2 separate regions of the Homo sapiens genome follow, and region 1 is linked to region 2. Evidence: chromatin loops called from intact Hi-C (ENCODE). Cell type or tissue: GM12878. All regions are shown on one strand. Links, peaks and the distances in the headings refer to the core of each region. The heading gives the core; the rest is flanking DNA.

Region 1 (8,120 bases), core at 2,068-7,067, 260 kb before region 2:
GGTGTTTCCCACAACAGTTGGCTTTGATTCACCGTGTATCTTCTGCACTGGCTACCGTGTAGTTATGCCTTGCCCTTCATGGGTCCTGGGATTACTTGACTGCTGCCGAGGCTAACAGCCTCTTTTTTATTCTGATTGTGACCCATTATATTAGTCTGTTGGCCACTGACTCACTAGTACTTGGAAGCAACCCACAGCTATGTTGTCACATCCACGTATTCCCCTCAACACGCAGCAAATTGGGGTGAGACCAAGGAAAGGCCCATGCACAAAGGAACCTGACAGCTGTCAGCAGTAGCACCTGAGGCCAATTGTAGGCGGTAATAGCACACACTCAGAAAACCATACGCCAGCAGTGTGTGTGCATCACAATGCCGGGAGTGCACATATTGTGGGCTCCTCATCAACAGGGAACTCATCCTGCATTGCTTTTATATCCCAACTGTACTTAGCACAAGACTAACCATACAGTAGGTATCTGTGCCTATAATGATTTCACCAATATTTCTACATATGAACTACTATTCATCATTTAGGGTCTCACTAAATGTTGCTTCTTTGAAGATATTTGCTTGAATCCCCTATGGCATTTTGTAGTTACCTCCATGCAGTAATGATAATATCCAAGTCATTCGTTCCAGAGTTTATATCACTTATGTAAAGCGTATAACTCCAAAGCTTTGCAATAGGTGTTCAAGCAGCATATAATGGATGGATGGATGGATGGATGGATGGTTGGTTGGATGGATAAACATTAATTGCTTAGAAGCCAAGTGGAGCAATTTGAAGGAGCACTCTCTCCTATACTTCTTGTTTTGTTATGTCAATTCATGAAATCCCCAGAATGACACATAAAAGGAAACCAAAATCAAATTAAAACTTATGAACCTAAACCATCTTGTGTCATCCTTGGTAGACATTTAGTGGAGGAAATATGAAATTGTACTATTCATTCAAGGAGTTAATAGGTAAACCAGTTTATCCATCACTAACTTGTTTTTATAGCATCAACATGGTGTAAAGACAAAAACAATCTTGAACTCTAGTAACTATCATCTATATTTAATGCCTCTATGCTACAACAGTAAGACTCTGGATGATTATCAGTACCACTTAGAATTAGAGCTTCTTGTTAAATAATTCATACATTTGATGGGGAAGAGCTTCAAACAATGCTCAAAGCTCCAGTAATTAATGGGCTAATTACGAGATGCTTGTAAAATGGCTTAAACACTGAAAGTTCAGTGTAGGTATAATTGTTTTAGAGTTAACCCTGTGTATTTAAATGTCAAAAAAAATATTCAGTGAAGATGAGTAGAGGGTTGGGAGAGAGAAGAGAGATCATAAGATATCACACCAGTTTAGAAGTCTTCACTATTGATTTAAGATTTCTAAAAAGGCTCTGGAAAGGCAGAATGCAGGCCTTCCTAATGCCCCAGGCATTTTCCAACCATGTCTCTAATCACATAAGAAGAACATCACCCATGAGTCATAGGACTCTGGGTACTCTTAGAGGTCAGAAACCGCTGCAGTGCAAGTCCTTTCAGCCTAATCGCCTCTTCACTAGCAACGCCCAGGTTCCACAAGAGTGCTCTGTTTCATTCCAGGACCCGTGGGAGTTAAGAATTGAAGGTAGTTGATTTTTTGGTTGGTTCATTTGTTTGTTTTTCCTCCCTGTTGTTTGCTGTTCTCAGAAATGACCTGCTCTCTGAGCTTTCTTGGAGTGTAAGGCATTTCAATTCTAGAAAGGTGGGGCTGGGAGGAAAATGGTCTCCTTGACTGCAAACCATCTAGCTGAAATGTCTTTCACTCATCCCACTGGAAGGGGGAAAAAAAGCCTTCTTTAGAAGATGAAACATTGTCTTGTGTCTTTTAGCATCGTTCTGGGCAGTCAGTCTGTTAGGACATATTGGGCGATTATAGGACTGTCTTTTTAGAGAAAGCCATGGGTTTCAAGTTAGCAGGAACCATCTATCAATTCTTAAGATTATGCCATGATTTACTGTCAGAGCATCATGTATTCTGATTTTCTGCCTCCCATGAAACATTGTGCTTTCCTTTTCTATTGATGTATCAACTATAATAGTTACAAGCAGCTACAGAAAAATCAATAGCGAGCTTTCATTACTGTGTACATCAAGTAAAGAGCCCCCCGCTGCAAGAGCACAACTTGTTAGATGCTCACCATGGAAGGTGTACAACACTCAACTGTTTTTTTCCCAGACTGCATTAGAAAAATCAACTATAGAAAAATTATAAAATAGTATCATATTCTACATGGAAGCACAGAGACCCTATAAAATCTCTCAAAGGGAATGGACAGGAGGCATTATCATGTTTCAAAATGAGCACAGCATTTCCAAAGTGAATATAAAGGTATTTAATGCGATTCCTACGTGGTTTTTGTTTCTGGTTTTCTTTTGCATTTGTCTTCTTAAGGTCATCAGGATAGTGGGAGGAAATACTGAATTAGTATTTACTAGATTGACTGCGTAAGCAGAAAGTCACCACTGGCTGAAGTGCATGCTGCAATAGTCATGCGCTCAACACCCAGCCAAGCAATGAGGACCCTAAGAACTGTGTGAATACAGAGTAATATTACCAGGGTCTTAATCAGATCCAGGAGTCCCAGACATACATATGCAAAGTTTTATTCTCTTTCCAAGCACATGTTGGAAAAAGAAAAAGACTTAGGATTTTAAAGCAACAAATACCTTTATTTGCCTTTGGGAGCACATTAGCTACCAATTAGTGCATGTAAATTGAGACTGCTGAAAAAGAGAATGTATGAACTGATAGTCTGGGTGGGGGACTCTCAAGGCCTCAGAAGTTCTCTAGCATTTCAGCATCAATTTGGGCAACATAAAGAGATTTCCAAAGCAAATCCTAACAAGTCCTGAATCTGAACCATGTACAAATCATAAATCCCATGGAATTCCCAATCTTAACATGTGCAATGAATGTATTCAGATCTATATATTTAAGTAATTAGTTCATTACTTTCTGATAGTTATGATCTACATAAAGGTTTTCCATATGTTACTGTTATGATCCAAGTCCAAACTCCAGTTATTTTTTATCTTTAGAGATAATATATTTAGCAAGAAGGCAAAAACGTGCCTGATAATTTTTATGTTCATATAAGAATGTTAAGAAACTACAAAAATGTGTTTTGAAATATTACAGTAACAAACAGGAAACAAACTAAAACCTTGAGTACCAGGTTAACTTCCCCAAAATACCATTTTAAAATACTGATGAATTTGAACAAGTGGTTTGATTTTTGGGCATCTGTTTTGTTTTAGGGGAAGGGAGGAATATTTAAATGATAAAATTTTCAAATATCCCATTTTTTTCATAGTTTTCCCAACTTTTGTGGATTTTTTTTCTATTTCGTTTTTCTATGCACCCAAAAATTATGTGAGAATTTTGCATTTGCCTTTGACATTCTAACAACAGAATGAACTGCCATTCAGCTATGGTCACTACATTGAGAGTTTAATGCTCCAAAAGGTATGCTCTGCAAGGACTGTGAAAAGATTAATTAGTCTTTGCTGGTTTCATCAGAGGATGCTGAGAAACTGGCAACAGGCTCTCTCCTGCACCACAGCCCAAGAGGAAGATCCTCTTTTCCCCAGCAAACCAGGTAGCAATGACATCTGCAAGGTTAGCCTTTCTATTTGCCAGTGTCCCTGACAATTAAAACAGTGAAAATAATTCATGCATTGCCAATCTTAATTACACTCTTGCTTTCGTTTATTCCTTTTGCTACTTTCCTGGCTGGTGTTTTGCATGTTACTTATATGCAGTAGTACTTATCTAAAGCCTACTTTAGAGTAGTTGTCCTTACAAGAAATGGAAGTCTAAGTAGAGTGGAATAGCATTTGGATGATTACAGATTCTCTGTGAATTCAGCTAACACTTTCCTCAAGGTAGCACTCATGCTCCTGTTAAAAGTACATTCTTTCCACATGCTTTTTTCACATAGTTAAAAAGAAATCCTTCCATGACATACTGAACCCTAATACCAAATAAGCTGGTGCTTCCCCTGAGCCACATAGGAGAATGTTGGCTCTGAGAATGTCGCAGCATCCCTGCACTGCTGTGATGTGCAGTCAACAGAGGGTACGAGCTCTGGCAGAAAACCCAGAACAGGATATTATGCACAGTAGGGGCTTTCCAACCCAGCTGTTCCAAGCCCTATAGGGTCAAAATGATGGGGAAATCCAGAATGACAGTAATTATGCCATCAACCTTACGGCTCCCTGCCAGAGAGGTTGCTGGTTAGACATCTATACATCTAGTAGCTGTTTAATACATTTTTTAAAACAGGTATAGTGAAAGAATGCATTTTAAGCAGGAATTGAAAATGTACTAAGAATGAGACAATAATGTATGAGCAAGTACTTACTTTGTTTCTTACTTTAGGTAAGAAAAAATAAAAGGAAGGAGGAAAGGTATGGAGGGGGAGATAGAGGGATGGAGGGAAAAGAAAAGGAAAGAGAAGTAGATAGAAAATCAAACACAGATGAAAGCAAAGACAATTATGATTATAATTATTTCATTCCCTAATCATGTAAGATTTGAATTTTCTAATTAAGAAAAAAGAACAAAATTAGTTCATATGTCAAAAAGAGGATTCTAAAATTGCACTGACATAAATGTTATTCTGTGATTCAGTTGCATTCTTAAATTGGTGTGTTATTTATGCAAATTATGGTAAGAAAAATAATTTTGGATATTTTTGTTTTACAAATATATTTTTCACTTTCACCACATTATTTCCAGAAGTATCTTTCCTTCCACAGGGGTTCCCTGTCTGCTCTTGCTTCCTCCAGCTCCTCAATATATGTACCTTTCAGGGTTGTTTCAGCAGTCCTGAAGTTGTGTGTGTGTGTAAGCATGATTAAGAGTACTTTTGTGGGAGTGTGCTATTGCCAGCCTCACAGATGGTGTTATTTCCTGTGTTAGACTTCCTACTTACTGATAGCTGGGCTCACACTTGACATCCTCTCTTAACTGCCTCTAGACCAAAACATGCAAAGTCTTGCAGTGTGGGAGGGAACCTGTGGCTGTGCATTGGGTTCAGTTGATAACAATAATCACCAGCCCTGATGAGTCACCAGAGAGCAATGGGGTGATACTCAAGTACCAGAGAGATGGTGGTGGTCTCTGGTGGCCCCACCACTGTCCACCACTTGCAAGTAGATAAACTGGTCATTAAAGGAGCTGTGGAGAGCCAGATGCAGTGGCACATGCCTGTAGCCCCAGCTACTGCAGAGGCTGAGGCAGGAGGAACACACAAGGCCAAGAGTTTGAATCTGACCTGGGCAACATAGTGAGACCCCTATCTTTAAAAATAAAGAAATAAGTAAATTTTTAAAAAGAAAGGCATTATGAGAGTTTCAGCAGAACATTTAGGAAGGGTCTTCTAGAGATAATGATGGACAAGTCAGTAAGCTGCTTGTTCACACACTAATGTCCAGTTCATGTTGACTGCTATCTACCCACGTCTTCTCTTCTGGCACCTGCCTTAGTGGCTGGAAGCTCTCTCAGAAGCTTAAAAAGATGCTTTTATTTTACCTACCCAACAAGGTTTCTACGCATTCCAGCCTCCAAGGAGGGGTGGTTCCCCTTTGTGAACTGAGATTTAGGAATATCTATGTTTACAACTCCGGGACTAAGATTCAATAAAGCTTCAGGAGGGTGGAAGTGCAGCTTGTGAGGGCAAAACTTTAGAATCCAGTGGACTTCTTAAGGTCATCTGAACAGTGAGAGTAAGTACTAGGCTCTTATCCCACTTCCACCACCAACCAATGCAGAAGTGGGATTAAGATTGATAATCCTGAGATAGCATTAAATGTTTTGATACAGGCATGCAATCCATAATAATCACATCAGATAAACAGTTGTTCTGTGCACACAATCTAACATTTATGCATTTTTTCTTTAAAAAACCTTTCTGCATCCAAATGGCACATTCATTAAGTTTAAAATGAAGCACAAAAGATAGAGATAAAATGAAGCAACTCTATAATTATATAAATTATAAATCTTACTGTAATAATTATACAGTAGACTTGGAGAAAGACAGGCCTTTCAAGAATTGGTTTTTAGAGATGTGTCTAATGCCTTAAAGAAGTGTTTGCTTTAAAATCTTGAAAAAGCCTCATGTAGAAGTGAGATGTTGTAAAGTCATCATTGGCTTTGGCCACTGCCAGGTCGACTACCAGTTTGCTATTTGTGATGTATTTCACTATTTTGGAACTTACAAAGCTATTCCTGATTTCCTTCTGTTAATGGAGGATTAATGACAATGCTGAATCCACAGATAATAATAAAAAAATTTTTTTTTTTTTTGGACAGTCTCACTCTGTCACCCAGGCTGGAGTGCAATGGTGCGATCTTGGCTCACTGCAACCTCCACCTTTTGGGTTCAAGCGATTCTCCTGCCTCAGCCTCCCAAGTAGCTGGGATTGCAGGTGCCAGCCACCATGCCCAGCTAATTTTTGTATTTTTAGTAGAGACGGGGTTCCGCCATGTTGGCCAGGCTGGTCTCGAACTCCTGACCTCAAGTGATCCACCCGCTTAGTCTCCCCAAGTGCTGGGATTACAGAGGTGAGCCACCGCGCCTGGCCCAAAAATCAAATTTTCAACAGTTACTTAAATCCACTACTTCCCAAGATGAAAGCTTTATTACCAACTGAAACTTAGAGAACTATGAGTGGTCGTGGGCTGCCTCTGAACTTGCTGTGGGTATATTTACTGAGCCACCATGGGGGTCATGTGAAGAGTCTAGGGTTTTGTTTTACATCCTTAACACTTCAGTTTTGAAAATCCCTATAAGACAGTAATAGTTCTATAGGGTAAACTCCAAAGAGGGCTTCTGTAGGGGGCATAGGAGTGGCACCCACAGTTGTGGGAACGTCAGCAAACCTGCATCCTCCCTCAGGGGAGAGGTCAGAGCAACTCAGAATATTATGACTACTGAAACAACTTTTTGACTTCACGATGCTGCAAAGCAATCCACATCCAGTAGAAACCATACTTCAAGTACCCATACAACCATTCTGGTTTTTCTGAGACGGAGTCTCACTCTGTCACCCAGGCTGGAGTGCAGTGGCGTGATCTCTGCTCACTGCAACTTCTGCCTCCCGGGTTCAAGCAATTCTCCTGCCTCAGCCTCCCAAGTAGCTGGGATTACAGGTGCCCCCCCACCACACCCGGCTAATTTTTGTATTTTTAGTAGAGAGGGTGTTTCACCATCTTGACCAGGCTGGTCTTGAACTCCTGACCTCGTGATCCACCCGCCTCGGCCTCCCAAAGTGCTGGGATTACAGGTGTGAGCCACCGCACCTGGCCCATTCTGTTTTTTAGTTTCAGTACAGTATTCAATAAATTACATGAGATACTCAACACTTTATTATAAAATAAGTTTTTGGTTAGATGATTTTGTCCAACTGTGGGCTAATGTAAGTATTCTGAGCACATTTAAGGCAGGCTAGGCTAAGCTATGATGTTCAGAAGGTTAGGTGTAGTAAATGAATTTGTGATAATATTTTCAACTTACGATGGGCTTATTGAGACATAACCCCATCGTAAGTTGGAGCATCTATATTGCCGACATCTTAACAGAGCCGCTCTCTGTATATGCTGACTGATACATTAGGCTTGGGATAAATCATATCTGACCTTTCCTTATAATAGCACTGGGTGGACTTCAAAGGTGGAAGAGATATTTCTTGTTCAATTAAGTCATCATTGCAGAAAGATGAAACAGATGATACTTTATAAGCCAGGCACTGTCCTACCTTGTGGTAATTCCTATTAAAACACATTTAAAAGATTAGGAAACTGAAACTTAGAGCAATTTACTAATTTCAATGTCTTATGGCCAGTGCAGTGTTCACGGATTTAAAATCACTTCAATGCAAGTATCAATAATTCTGCTAAATAATCAGGAGTTGACTATAATTAATCTGCAAAAACCAAACAATTTTCCCCACTTGAATTAATGATTTCTGGGTGTGAAAGGGAATGGTCACCACATAGTCTTAGTTTCCTTCCATGCAAACCTTAGAATTGAGCATAGCACTTACGAAACCAATATGATCAGATAA
Region 2 (8,120 bases), core at 1,662-6,661:
TCACCGGAAAGACCAAGGCAGGATTAGAGTTTGGGACTTTCAGTCCCACCCCCCGACCTCCGGGGAGGAGAGAGGGATTGAAGGTTAAGTTGATCTTCAATGGCCAATGATTTAATCAATCATGCCTGTGTAATGAAGCCTTCATAAAAACCTAAAAAAGGACGGGGTTTGGAGAGCTTCCTGTAAGCGAACCCGTGAAGGTTCCAGGAGGATGGCGCACCCGGAAAGGGCGTGGAAGCTCCGCGCCCCTTCCCACAGACTTTCCCCCATCCATCTCTTCATCTGGTGTTCATCGATAGCCTTTGTAATGTCCTTAATAGTAAACCGGAAAACGTAAGTGTTTGCCTGGGTTCTATGAGCTGCTCTAGCAAATTAATCAAGCCCAAGGAAGGGGTCATGGGAACCCCGATTTACAGCTGGTCAGTCAGAAGCACAGGTAAAACTACCTGGGGCTTGTGATTGGCATCTGAAATGCGGCCGGCCAGTCTTGTAGGCCTGGGCTCTTAATCTGGGGGATCTGATGCTGTCTCCAGGTAGGTAGTGTCAGAATTGAATTGGAGGACACCCCAGTGGTGTCTGCTGCAGAATTGATTGCTTGCTCGGTGTGTGGGGAGAAACCCCTACACATTTGGTCGCAGAAATCTTCTGTGTTGATTGTTGAGTGAGAGTATAGGAGAGGCTGAGTTGTTTTTTTGTTTTTGTTTTTGTTTTTTTCTACAATAGCTAAGTGTTAAAGACTGAAAGTTCAAAAACTTAAGGCAGTCGTAAAATATTAGTCAACGCCTGTGAGAAATGAGGCTGTCCCTTTATTCAGGGTGTCAGTGTTTAATGGTAAGCTGGGATGCATATAAGCTAGTCCAAGCATGAAGGGCAGTAGGACACTCATATGAAAAGCCAACTTTGTTCCTCAGTTATCAAGATAAGAAACCTGTCATTTCTCTCATTCACTCTGTCAGCCTTGAGATACTCCAAGCAGACTTACCTCTGTGTTGTACACCCCATATATCAGGAAGATGAAGAGACCCTGTAAAATAAAATGGAGGGGAAAAGCTGTTAACGCTAATCATTTCAGCAGTAGAAATACCTGAAATAAACTTTCCTGGGAACAGACAAAAGAAGACACACTTCATCAAGGTCAATTTATTTTCCTATTTTTCAACATTAGAAGGTGTACCTTGAGCATTTATATGATAACATAGCAAGCACATCACTTATAATGGTTGTGCTATTCAATTCTTTAGAAGTACAAAATAAAAATACCATCCCAAGTACAAAGAATATTAATTAGAAAAATCAATATACCAGTTCTGAAAGATAGCTGGGTAATGAAAAAATTAAACTCAGGAAATGTTATTAAAGTAATCATAGAAATAACACTAAGCATCAGTATTTCCAAGCACTGTTTTAGACTGTAGCAACTAGAATATATTTGTTACAATCTTCAACAGGGTTAAAATTAAAAAAAAAAAATTATAAAGCAGCTAAAAGAATAAACTTAAGGTAATAAGTATGAATAGGTTTTGAAATAATACTTGAAATACCAGCTCGAGATAAAATTTCACATTACCATCTGTTGTGAACTGCATACATTTTTATTGTAATCTATATATGTAACAAATATTCCAAAGATGTTGATTAGTCTTTAGCTTTAGAAAATGCTTAATTAATTAGAAAATATAAATTCACTTTTAACTCTAAAATCTTAACTTTTAAAAGAAAATAAAACTATATGCTTTAAACTTAGAGAAAACAGACAGCAAAAAATTTTCACTTCAGTGAGGAAATAAAAATCTACATTGTAGTATTCTTGTTAGGTACTAACAAGCCAAATATTAAATAGGAGTCTGTACTAAATCTAGAAATGGTTCAAATAGTTAAGTAATATGATTCTTTCAAAAGTAAAATATTAAAGGAATATTTTAATATTTGTTTATCTCTGAATGCTTAGATTTTACAGATAATGGAAACAATCCCAGAACAAAGAGATTGTATAAAACTAGTGATTCTTGTTTTTATTTAGTTTCTTTTTAAATAGACTTTGTTTTTTACAGCAATTTTAGTTTTACAGAAAAATTGATAAGATAGTACTCAGGCTGGGCACGGTGGCTCTTGCCAGTATTCCCAGCACTTTTGGAGGCCGAGGCGGGCAGATCACCTGAGGTCAGGAGTTCAAGACCAGCCTGGCCAACATGGTGAAACCTCGTCGTTACTAAAAATAAAAAATTTGCCGGGCGTGGTAGCACATGCCTGTAATCCCAGCTACTAGGAAGGCTGAGGCAGGAGAATCACTTGAACCCGGGAGGCGGAGGTTGCAGTGAGCAGAGATTGCACCACCGCATACCAGTCTGGGCCACAAGAGTGAAACTCCGTCTCAAAAAAAAAACAACAAAGAAAGATAGTACTAACAGTTTGCATATATCCGATACATCCCCAGTTTCCTCTATTTTTAACATTTTACATTAGTATGGTATATTCATTATAACAAATCTAATTCAATACTACTACCTTTATAATTTCTGAAACTAAAACTGTTGCAATACATACATTTGTTTTAATAAGAATGATTAATGAAGAGTTATGAACAATAAACAATTTCCATTTTGATAATAAACTTTTAAAAATTCAACTATAGCTACACTTTTTTTTACTGTGTATACACGATGTCCCAAAGTTCAATACCAACACTCACTTTCCTCCTTCCAGTAGCCTTGGTCAAGATCCATTTAGTGCAGACTAAATTCAAGCCACTCAGTACTTGAGTTTAGTACTCATTTTATAGGCTACTTGTTTGCTCCAATTCTGGATAATTCTAAATAGTTAAGAAAAAAAAATCTTTTTTCTGATTTATGTAAAAACTCTAAGATAATTAAGAGTCCCTCTTCCCTCAATAATTGTTAATTTTTTATTCCTTATTTTGCTGCATAAATAAAAATTTAAGAGTAAGTCATTCAAATTTTAATTCTATTTATGAGATAGGAATATTTTGCTTTGTACAATAGATGAGTTCCTGAACAAATAAAATTTCCTGAACAAATAAAATTTCCTGAACATTGAACAACATGCATTATTATTTCCGTATAAGAAACCCAGCTGTTTATGTGAAATCTATATGATGCTTTGAAAATCAAAGAGCTAACCAGGTGCAGTTGTTCACACCTGTAATCCCAACTCTTTGGGAGGCTGAGGCAGGAGGACTGCTTGAGGCTGGGAGTTTGAGACAAGCCTTGGCAACATAGCAAGACCCTGTCTCTACCAAAAATTTAAAAGTTAGCCGGGCGTGGTGCTGCATGCTTGTAGTCTCAGCTACTCAGGAGGTGAGAGGATCACTTGAGCCCAGAAGTTGGAGGCTGCAGTGAGCTATGATCGCACCACTGCTCTCCAGTCCATCCTGGCAACAGAGTGAGATCCTATCTCTAAAAAATAAATAAATAAAAAGAAAATCAAAGAGCACTTTAATAATGGTATAATCACCCTTGTAATTTATCTGTCTTGTAAGTTTTATTTTTTCCCCACGTTTTGGTAAACTGAGAAAGTAGAGTATGCTTCATATTTTTATTTACTACACTACCACGTTACTTATTATACATTTTTAATTTTAATACATTTAACCTTAAATGTAAAATGATCACAACAAAAATATTCCTTTTGAAAATAGGATTTAGAATTTAAAAGGATTTTAGATACAGGCAGCTTCCATCTCAAAAGCTTTTTTCTCTTTTTGCCTGTCCTCAACAGATGTACACCTAACAGCATGGTAAGGAAGCCCCAGAAGGATGTTTCTAAAGACCATGAGGGAGTCTGAAACCTGAAATCATGCCAAGGACTCTCTGCTTCTCTTTCACTTGGGGTGTCTATCTGATGCTGCCACAACCAGTTGAAACGTATAACATTAACAATAAAAATTAGTTTTTTTGTAACTAATTTTATGCCCCATAATTGTATGCCCCACACATGATGTCTTTTTTCTCCATTAATTTTACCAGGTATTCACAGTCATGATCATTTAGATCTAATGCCACAGAACTTCATAAACCCTTTACTACTAGAAAAACATCCTATTTTCTCAAAGGGAAGAATCACAACAGAAACAGCTAAACATAAACATCTTAAGCCATACTATGAGCCACTTTTAAATTCCTGCAGAGAGGATACCTTTAAAAACAGCTGGAAGGAACCAACTGCCAAACTTCAACTGGCACTGTGATTTCTGGAACTCCTTATAGCAACATTCTGTCCTACTAAAGAGTCAATACTGAAAGTATGTCACATTTCTGAATTGAATGATCTCTCATGTCTGTTAGGTGGTTTCTACTATTCCATTTATAGAACAGTTCATCTGTAATGTATTAATATATGAAGTATTTTCTATAGAGGTACCTATTTCTCAATGCTTTAGTCACAGTAAAAATAACATTAATTGGGCAGGAAGCATCCAAAGTGTAGCTGGATTCCTGTAGCATGCGTGTACTTTATGGGCAGGGGCCAGGAGTTGGGAAAGAACACCAGGATATTACATCTGATACTGTACAGAAGTTAAAAATAGAAACTAAGGGAAAGAGAAAAAAACATTCTTGATGATTTCATTCTCATTTATCTATGAAACATTGAAAACTGAGGCGACTTTGTAAATATTTACACTGTTCTAGAAGTCTTGAGCATTATCTGCAAATAGATTCAGTGGTTGACATCAAGTCTGTTGTTATATTGATCTGTACTTTTACAGTACACTTCATGATTGTTACAGAATCAATCTTTTTTAAGTGGTAATATTTTCTTTCTTGGCAACAGAAAGAACAGGACAGGTGCCCCATACATAGCACATTGCCTCCTCAGGAATAAGAATAGTATTAACAGTGCTAATATCTGGATAGCTCTCTCAAGCACTTTCATTTACATAAACCCATTTGTTCTTCACTACAACATTGCAAAGGAGGCAGTGTGAGTATTATTAGCTTTATTCTTATATATGGGGATTTTGAGGCTTGCTCAAAGTGCCACAATGCTGACAAGTTGGCAGAGCCAAGGATTACTGTTTGACTCCTAATAAATGCTCTTTCACACACATTGTCTTAAATAGACACCTTCATAACTCTTTTTTTTTTTTGAGACGCAGTCTTGCTCTGCCGCCCAGGCTGGAGTGCAGTGGTGTGATCTTGGCTCACTGCAAGCTCCGCCTCCTGGGTTCATGCCATTCTCCTGACTCAGCCTCCCGAGTAGCTGGGACTACAGGCGCCCACCACCATGCCCGGCTAGTTTTTTGTATTTTTAGTAGAGACGGGGTTTCACAGTATTAGCCAGGGTGGTCTGCCCGCCTCGGCCTCCCAAAGTGCTGGGATTACAGGCGTGGGCCACCGCCCCCAGCCAACAACTTCATAACTCTTAAGTCACTAGCTTCAAGATAATGCAATTGGTGAGACTTTTCAAAGCTCAAGTTTATTAAAAGCATATTGCAGTTTGATTAGCTCATAGGGTTAGGGACTCAGTATTTAGTAATAGGGCTTCAAGTAACCCTGGTCCTCCACCTAGCAAGTACAACAAGAAATGCAGTTGGTAACAATGATTTTCAGTAGCTATGGGCCAGTTTCTGCCTCTTGTACTTTCCTTATAGATTCTCATTCAATGACGTATACTTTCTGGTTGCTGGGAAACTTACCTTTTGCCATCAAAAAAAGGCTGCTAGGTAACCGTATTGTCAAATATTCTTATTGTCATCATTTACTGAACTTTTTTGAATGTATGTTACTATGCTGTGTACTTTTATGTATTTACAAATCCTGTTCCAATCTTTCTTTTTTTGTTTGTTTGTTTTGTTTGTTTGATTTTGGTTTTGTTTTGAGACAGAGTCTCACTTGTCACCCAGGCTGGAGTACAGTGGCATGATCTCGGCTCACTGCAACCTCCGCCTCCCAGGTGCAAGCAATTCTCCTGCCTCAGCCTCCCGAGTAGCTGGGACTACAGGAGCCTGCCACCACACCCAGCTAATTTTTTGTATTTTTAATAGAGGGGGTTTCACTGTGTTAGCCAGGATGGTCTCAATCTCCTGACCTCGTGATCTGCCTGCCTCAGCCTCCCAAAGTGGTGGGATTACAGGCGTGAGCCAGTGCACATGGCCCCAATCTACTTTCTATAAACAATTCCCGCTTTGGGGATTACATCCTATAGAAACAAAAGCGTTAGTGTGAAGGATATGTATTTTTGAGGTTGCTTGTTGCTGCATTGTGCACAGTGGCAAAGAACTAGAAACAACTTGAATGCCCTTCAGCACGAGAACAACTGAATAAATTGTGGTATCTTTATCCCTTAGGATATTAGGCAACTAAAAGAATGAGTTGGAGCTATATTAGTCTGGAGGGATGTCCTTGCATAGTTAAACAAAAAAAGCAAGAGGAAAGATGCATTATGTTATATATTCTTACTTTTGTAAAACAAATAGCAAAACTCTCCCTTCTTCTGCCCAAATGTAACTATTAATAATTACACAGGAGAAAGATGTGCAAGGATGCACACCAAACTGTTGTCGTCGTCACTGGTTTCCTAATGGGAAGGATAAGAGGAAGAGGAGGTAAGTCAGAAACAAGTGAGACAGGCTGGGCGCGTTGGCTCATGTCTGTAATCTCAACACTTTGGGAGGCCAAGGCGGGTGGATCACCAGAGTTCAGGAGTTGGAGACCAGGCTGGCCAACATGGTGAAACCCCGTCTCTACTAAAAATACAAAAATTAGCCTGGCATGGTGGCGAGCACCTATAATTGCAGCTACTTGGGAGGCTGAGGCAGGAGAATCACTTGAACCTTGGAGGCGGAGGTTGCCATGAGCCAAGATCGCGCCACTGCACTCTAGCCTGGGCAACAAGAGCGAAACTCCATCTCAAAAAACAAAAAGAAAAGGAGAAACAAGTGAGACAGAGCAAACTAGAAAAACATGCTGATGTTGTCAAGAAAAGAGGTGGAATATAAAATTCTATGTATCATGTTACTGTAAATATAGAAAACAATCTGCACGCGAATAAGGATCGAAATGTAAGACAGACAAATGAAATATTGATTTGATTTGGAGGTAAGATTAGATTTTTTTCCTAGATTCTTATTTTAATATAAGGGCTATAATAAATTTGAACAAAAAAGTGGGTTTATTTAAAGTGTGTTTATTTTTTAAGTGGCCTCATTTTTATTTTTATTTATTTAGTTTTCAAGAGGCAGTGCCTCTCTATTTTGCCCAGACTAGAGTGGAGTAGCAATTCATAGGCAGGATCATAGCAACTGCAGCCTCGAATTCCTAGGCTCAAGTGATCTTCCTGCCTCAACCTCCCTAGTAGCTAGACTACAGGTGCCCAGCTAAAATGAATTTATTATATGTACTATAATGAAATTCCTGGTAGAATTATTTTCTCTTTTTCTGGGCTTCTGATTTTTTTCAAATTTTACTTCTAACTATCCTATCATATATATATAAAATGTATATATACATAAGTCATATATAAATATAAATATTTTATTTCTATTCTCATAGATAGATTTTCATATATATAATATATACAGATATATGTTTAGTACATACATATAACTATACCTATCTATGTATATCACTGGGTAGTTGAAAATAAAATCTGTTTTTGTTTAGTTTAGTTTAGTTTTGTTTTTGAGATGGAGTTTCGCTCTTGGTGCCCAGGCTGGAGTGCAATGGCCCAAGCTTGGCTCACTGCAACCTCTGCCTCCTGGGTTCAATTGATTCTCCTGCTTCAGCCTCCCAAGTAGCTGGGATTACAGGCATGCACCACTACACCCAGCTAATTTTTGTATTTTTAGTAGAGGGGTTTCACCTTGTTGGTCAGGCTGGTCTCGAACTCCTGACCTCAAGTGATCCACCCGCCTCAGCCTCCCAAAGTGCTGGGATTACAGGCATGAACCACTGCGCCTGGCCAAAATCTGGGTTTTTTTTTTTGTTTTTGTGTTTTGTTTTGAGACAGAGCCTCACTCTGTTGCCCAGGCTGGAGTGAAATGGCACGATCTCAGCTCACCTCAACCCCTGCCTCCTGAGTTCAAGCAAATCCCCTGCCTCAGCCTCCCCAGTAGCTGGAACTACAGGAATGTGCCACCACGCCCAGCTAATTTTTGTTTTTTT

What was found. Peaks named below come from ENCODE experiments on the same cell type or tissue, not always from the same donor. Only the 100,000 strongest peaks of a DNase experiment are listed, where the experiment ranks them.
Region 1: it touches region 2 in a loop (3.0-fold over the local background); 4 of 110 quality-filtered maps call a loop at or near these places.

Annotation. Positions count from the first base shown.
Region 1 is chr1:200,149,335-200,157,454 of GRCh38, forward strand. The region is part of intron 7 of NR5A2 (nuclear receptor subfamily 5 group A member 2); the gene reads left to right. Among named protein-coding and RNA genes, the nearest start is that of NR5A2, 130 kb to the left of the region's middle. RefSeq lists an enhancer at 4,272-4,341. In GM12878, for the core only: no CTCF peak of the experiment used is centred there; DNase peaks (open chromatin) are centred at 4,167 and 5,027; H3K27ac peaks cover 2,616 bases.
Region 2 is chr1:200,411,630-200,419,749 of GRCh38, forward strand. No RefSeq gene overlaps it. Among named protein-coding and RNA genes, the nearest start is that of ZNF281, 5.7 kb to the left of the region's middle. RefSeq lists enhancers at 1-267, 4,748-5,249, 5,250-5,749, 7,449-7,949, 7,950-8,120. In GM12878, for the core only: no CTCF peak of the experiment used is centred there; a DNase peak (open chromatin) is centred at 4,265; H3K4me3 peaks cover 910 bases; H3K27ac peaks cover 1,781 bases.